Regions from separate parts of the Homo sapiens genome. Here region 2 is linked to region 1. A link is a contact called in ENCODE Hi-C or POLR2A ChIA-PET data. All regions are on one chromosome and are shown on one strand. Each heading gives the region's core, a stretch centred on a gene start or an enhancer-like site at or near the end of the contact. The rest is flanking DNA. Distances are from core to core; before and after follow the strand shown.

The links. Hi-C counts contacts between places; a loop is a spot of excess contacts on that map. ChIA-PET counts read pairs that join two places held with the same protein, here RNA polymerase II (POLR2A). Pooled maps may share reads with other maps.
Region 2: a map of endothelial cell of umbilical vein shows a loop between it and region 1 (11-fold over the local background). The contact joins two enhancer-like sites. A Hi-C loop is called at or near these places in 5 of 168 maps with a recorded cell type or tissue (Right ventricle myocardium inferior, endothelial cell of umbilical vein, gastrocnemius medialis and 2 more) and 6 of 50 pooled maps. POLR2A ChIA-PET finds 5 or more read pairs at or near these places in 2 of 52 experiments (GM12878 and OCI-LY7).

Annotation. Positions count from the first base shown.
Region 1 is chr4:123,831,023-123,834,210 of GRCh38, forward strand. All of the region lies in intron 4 of LINC01091 (long intergenic non-protein coding RNA 1091), which reads left to right. Among named protein-coding and RNA genes, the nearest start is that of LINC01091, 180 kb to the left of the region's middle. RefSeq lists a silencer at 1,412-1,706. Within about 2 kb of position 1,794, at least 15 of the 41 ENCODE cell types and tissues checked have a DNase peak (open chromatin) inside an H3K27ac peak, as active enhancers do; they include endothelial cell of umbilical vein, gastrocnemius medialis and heart right ventricle, where a contact is called at or near this core.
Region 2 is chr4:123,892,057-123,895,034 of GRCh38, forward strand. All of the region lies in intron 4 of LINC01091 (long intergenic non-protein coding RNA 1091), which reads left to right. Among named protein-coding and RNA genes, the nearest start is that of LINC01091, 240 kb to the left of the region's middle. Within about 2 kb of position 1,460, at least 6 of the 41 ENCODE cell types and tissues checked have a DNase peak (open chromatin) inside an H3K27ac peak, as active enhancers do; they include endothelial cell of umbilical vein, gastrocnemius medialis and heart right ventricle, where a contact is called at or near this core.

The DNA.
Region 1 (3,188 bases), core at 544-3,043:
GTGAGCTGACCAGCTGTGCCCCTGCCTGTTGCCAGCACGCTCCCCTCTCCTAGATCCCTGTCTTCCTCTAGTGCAGTTTTTAATTCATCGTGGCCTGGGAATCCAGATAACATAGCTAATTAGAAATGATCTAAATGTAAGAGTGAATGCCCCTGAGGGAGCATCTGTGGCCTTCTCTGTGAGTTTCTATGGGGATCTCTCCTTTGCGTTAGATGCCGTAAGCGTTAGTGTATGGATGGCAGACCTGTTTTTCCTTTGCTTCTCAACACTCAATTAGATCCGTGTAGCTAATGAAATTCATGAGAGCATGCAGCAAAATTCTGTATAGGAAGGTTTTTTTTTCCTTCTTTACATAGTTTCCCATGTTCTAAATTAGTTGTTTTAATGTTATCTATGTGTTTTTGTTTCATTTTAGGGTATCAGTGGGATAATATTAACTGCCAAAATAATTCATTAGTTGTAAAGCTCCATCCTGGCTAAACTGTGGATAATGTGCCTCTTAGCTTAGACTGCTGAAAAGTCATTATGGTCAATGACTGACCCACAGCCACCATGTGAAAAACCTGGGTTTAACTAGAAAGTAAAAACTGCTGGAACAACCTGATTGTGCCAAGAGGTAGTATGTTAAATCTATGTAGAAGTAGCAGAAGTTACAGGAAAAAAGCCAGTGATTACCAGGGTGTCACATTGTTTATGAACCAGGTTGCTGAGTCTTTGAATCTGGAGATGATAATTTAAGTCAAAATTTCAAGAGTAGGAATTCTGAGGTCAGAATCAATAGTGTAGTTGGGTATAAGTCATTTGAATAAAAAGCCGGCTTTTGAGCTTGACCCCTTTTCTCTCAGTTCCTTTTCCTAATTATCCTACTTTTCTCAAAAATGTCACTCACAAACTCTTTTGCTGTGAGAGTTAATGGTGAGGTGCATAAAATACACATACAAGTTTCAAAAGTGAAGTATAAATAGCCATAGCCTTTCAAAGTATTATTCAGGTTTAGGAAAACAAGTGCCTTTACACATCATTCGAGCACCCGAGGATGATTCTACCTGCAGATGGGCCTTTAAATAAGTGTGAGTTTGCTGCTGCTTCTCAACTCCCAGTTGGATACTGAAAAAAAAGATCTTTCTCAATTTCCTGTTCTTGTGCGTTATTAAAATCCTTCTGTTGCCCCCACTGCCACCCCTGCCTCTTTCTTCTTTTCCCATCTTTTTGTGTGGAGGATGTTATCCACAGTTCCCAGCAGTGATGATGCATTTGAGTCAGGAGGATGAGATTGTGACCCAGATACAGTGCATGAGAAATGAGTGATGGGAAGAGAGAATGACATGACGGGGGGCGGAGGGGGGGGAGAGGGGGGAGAGAGAGAGAGAGAGAGAGTGAGCAGTGGTGAAGGGTTATGAGTTGTACAGTTATTTCTAGCTTTGAATGGTTTCCAAATCTCATACATTCACAGACAACCTCGCCAAAGCCCACAGCTGTCATGCATTTTCAACAGATTCCACAGGGCCTAGATGAGGTTTGAAGGCATTCCTTTGCTCTTACACATTAGCTAAAAGGAATTACCGTAACATCTGATATTGTGGAAGTGGGACATTTGCCATCCTGACCTTGCCCAAAGCAGTCCGGAAATAGGAGTCTAAGAATGTATTATCTCATATGGCCCCTAAAGGTCACCAGGGGCCTGTCGGTGGCATTCTGAGAAAATCCAAGCACCCAATATGCTCTGCATTTGGAGAAACTGGGCTGCTTTGTATGGGCACAGTGGGCAGACACATGTTCCCATTGCTCGTTGGATGTTTGTCATAGGAAAGGCATGTTCCACTGGAGAAATTCCCAGCTGTCAGTAATGTGCTGATATACCACAGCCAATCATCAGAGGATGAGCCAAATAAACAGGATGTTCACAATGTGTGTGATTGCATGAGTGTGTAACAAAACTTCTGCCCATTTCACAGCCTCATAATGGGATTGACATGCATTGCTTAATGCATCTGTCTGTTTAGGATAGAAAGGCATAAACACCATGGAAACCATGTGTAAGAAAGCCCTTTCTTTGGCTATATGGGCTGTTGATATGATGGGATGAAATCTGGTATAAATTGGGAAAGAACATTGCTTTAATATTATGAGTTTACTTGCTGGGAAGTGCCTTGAAGTCATCCAAACACAGATGAGAAGGAATAATCAGATAATCAGTAGCTATTGAGAGTTAACAAAAGGGGCTGAGTTGATATGAATATTTTTACATACCAGTGGCGTCATCTTCATTCTTTCTTCTTGTAAGACACTCATTAGTTGAATTATTTATATAAATGTACAGAAATGAGTCAAAGTTATGTCATTGCCCTTTTTGTTTGGATATGCTGCTACTGTTAACAATTAGTTTCTAAATATATTCCCGAGGCAGCAATTTGGGAAGGGGGAGTAGTGGTTCCTTCAACACTCATGTGTAGATAGGTTCTTGGAAAAATAACATCAGGTATCCTGTTAAGTGTCAGACCTTTTACTTCTCTGAGCATTCAAATCCCCTTTGCTCAAGGTGGCACATCCATTCATGATAATAACAGTAATAAATAAGATTTATTGTACATTTCCTGTTTGATGGTACTGAGCTAAGCCTTTAACATGCATTAACTCTTTTAATTCTCACAAAACATATAAGATTGATACTATTATTATTACTATCATAATGATAAGAAAACCAGCATTCAGAGAAGATAGTAGGCTTTTAAGAAGGTAGAGTTAGTGACAGAGCAAGCTGGAACATGTATTTGAGTACTGAATCCATGCATTTAACCATTTCACTATGTTACCCTTGTGTGTCCCTGCTCTATGTGAAATTTGATTCTATTACAGTCTCTGGTGTTAATTATTTTATTGCATTGAAATGTGATTTGTATTTCCTTGAACAGGACTAATGCACAAATATAATTTTGGTATCCTAGGGTCCATCTGTATAGAATATTTCACCAACCTAGTACAGTTGAGGAACATGCCATGAAGTCTTTGTAATGATTTTTCTCTCTTGTTAAGTTTTGGTCTTTTAATTGTGGTTATTATGTGCTGCTTTTCAAACATTGCCCAAGATGCACTGATTTAGGAAAAAATCATATGTGCCAGGATGCTACCTCCTAATAATATTAACACTTTCAATAGGTTTTATGGATAAACACAGCAGGAAAGAAAAG
Region 2 (2,978 bases), core at 210-2,709, 61 kb after region 1:
GTTCTTATTTCTCATGAGTAGACACATTAACGTGATGAGTTTAACCATAGGTCATTTTGTTTATGAGTCTCTGGTTAAATGTTAATAGCCTGAAGTCAAGTATCAAACAAGAATTTAGAGCTAAAGATCTTGCAAGTTGTACTTACTGCCTATCCAACAACGTTAGGATCCAGCCAATCCTGTTTCTTTATATGTTTTAATGTTATCAAGAGTGAACACTTACTATGCTTTTTAAATGCCAATAACTGTTCTGAGCATCCTGGATATGTTAACTCATTTAATCTTCATGATGTGCACATGAGACAGCTACTATTATTATAATTTCTATTTTAAGGTTGAGGAAACTAAGTCAATAGAGAGGTTAAGTAATTCACCCAAAGTCACATAGCTGGTGAGAGGCAAAGCTAGCTATGACTGCAGAATCTGTGCTGTTAACCACCATACCACCATCTGTGCCTTTTTACAGTTGCTAGATAAATCTTTTGTGATCATCTCTTATCATAAGAAGGGGTAAAAATTATTGGATTGGATGTATGCTGCATTGTTCATATTGCATAGACAGTGATGGAGAGTTTTCTCCAACTGTGTAAGTCTGTTTTTTGTTCTGAATATACAGCTTGCGCCACTACAACATCACTTGACATACTCTCTAATATCACCATGCAGATTCATCGTCATCCTGTCTGTCGTGTGAATAACTCATAGCCTCAAGATTAGCACAATAAAAAGATTCTTAATAAAACAACATGAGATTCTACTCAAAGACTTGAAGGAAGCTGATCTCATGTCCATTAAACTGCTAGTTGGATCTGTTTGAAAAACTTCCAAAGGGTTAGTATATGTGTTTCAGTGCAGTGTAACGAAAATTCAGGACTGGTGGGGGATTTAGTAAAAGTTAAAAGAAAAGAGAAGTTAAAATCTGAAGCAAAGCAGACTTTTCAGAAACAATTTCTTGTTCCTCAGTTATATGGAGCCTTCATATGTAGAGAAAGGTTAACCTTAGATAGAGCTTGCCCTGCATATCAGTAATCTTTATTATTGAGACACAACAACTTTATTTCATAATCATTTTCTTCCGGCCAACCAGCTGTGATTACTCAAGGAAGATTAACTAAAACCTGATGGATTTCAGCCCCTATTCAGCAATGCCAGCCAAATACTATAATTACACAGGATGCAGGCTGAGATAATGTCGACCTTGTACTTAGAGATTGTCCTAGATAAGTTGAACGGTCAGATTTGCAGGTCGGGTTTTTCAATCACTGGGGCTGTATCTGTAAAGGGAAAGAGACAGCAAAAGAGGAAGAAAAGCAAGCAAAAGACCTCTCATCATTTTAGCCATCCTGAAAGAAAGCATTTAATAAAGACAAAGACTTCAACAGATAGGAGTGGGTTCACCAGTGCAGATTTTAGAGGCTGTGTGGAGGATGTATCGTTCCTAAAGTAAATGTAATTTCTGCCCCTCCTGAGTCCATGTATTATGTGGATGGGGCGTGTGGGAGCCTTTCCATTTGGCAGTTTGCACGGCACGCTGCTGATGTTATGAAATTTACATTAAGTTGGAAAAACAGTCTTTGTCATACCTTGTCCTTTTGGAGGAAATGGATTTCCTTAACAAGAGCACCACTTTATTTCCCCTATGAATTCAGATATGGAACACATTGCTGCATGGCGTTCTACCAAATAGAAAGGCTGCTAAGGAAGGGCTTATTATTCTAAAAATTTTAATGACCCAGAAGCAAAATATTTTTGGTCCTTATATTGTAGACATAAATGCTTAAGTTCAGATTTCAAGTGCCAAGACCTCTGAGATATTACTGTTGGAACTCAACCAAAGATGAGGGATGCAGGAGGTATTTGTTAATGGTTAATGAATAATTCCCTAAATCATTTGGTTATTAACTAGTTCAAAATGCCTCACCTCTAGATCTTTGTAATTTTATTAAACTACGCAAAAGTTTCCCTGCTTTAATAAACTTTAAGTTAAATGTGAAAATATTTTACATATATCAAATGTGCTTTCCTTTTAGTTTAATGATTTCTGAAATGCTGCATATTCAGACCTTTGTGCCTTTGCCCATGGTCCTTCTTTTTTAAGGGATAGCTTCGTTCCTACTCATTTTCTCCTAGTGAACTCCTATTCATTTTTCAAAGCCTACATCAGGACAATATGTTTTTGTTATTTTTATTACAATGTTTCTTTTTCTTTCTTCTAGTAATTAATTGCTCCTTCCCCTTTGGGTTCATGGTATAATATTCCTTCCTCCATTATACTGTGTATCACGTTTTATTACTATTATTATTTTTATTAGTTAATTGGCCATTTCTCCAGCTAGAGCTCTTTAAGGACATTGATGGTGGCTTATTTTTCCTTTGATCACTAGCATAAAAGAACCAGGAACATGATAGGCATTTAATAAATGTTTTTTTGAATGCATGAGTGCATAAGTAAATAGTGAAACAGGTTATTCTAAAGAAACAGGTTAGTTTTTAGAATAGCTGCTAAATTTTTGATCTTTCAAAATATCAAAGAAGATTGTGTTTTTAATATGTAAGGCCAATTGTAGACTCGGAAGCTACTGAAAGATGATATTGCTCTTTTTTTTTTTTTTTTTTTTTGAGACGGAGCCTTGCTCTGTCGCCCAGGCTGGAGTGCAGTGGCGCAATCTCGGCTTACTGCAAGCTCTGCCTCCTGGGTGCACGCCATTCCCCTGCCTCAGCCTCCGGAGTAGCTGGGACTACAGGCGCCTGCCACTGCGCCCGGCTAATTTGACATTGCTCTTAAAAGTATGTTAGAACACTTCCTTATTCTTCATGCATCCATAGAGAAAAGGAAAAGTCTTCTTAACTCTCCGGAAGAATTAATCAGAGGAGCATTTCTAACTTCTTTCCACCCACTCACTCACTCTCCTTCCACTGACCATTGAAAATGGGGGAAGAAAAAAGGTACGGTTGGCTCAAGGTTTTCTGGATCCTCC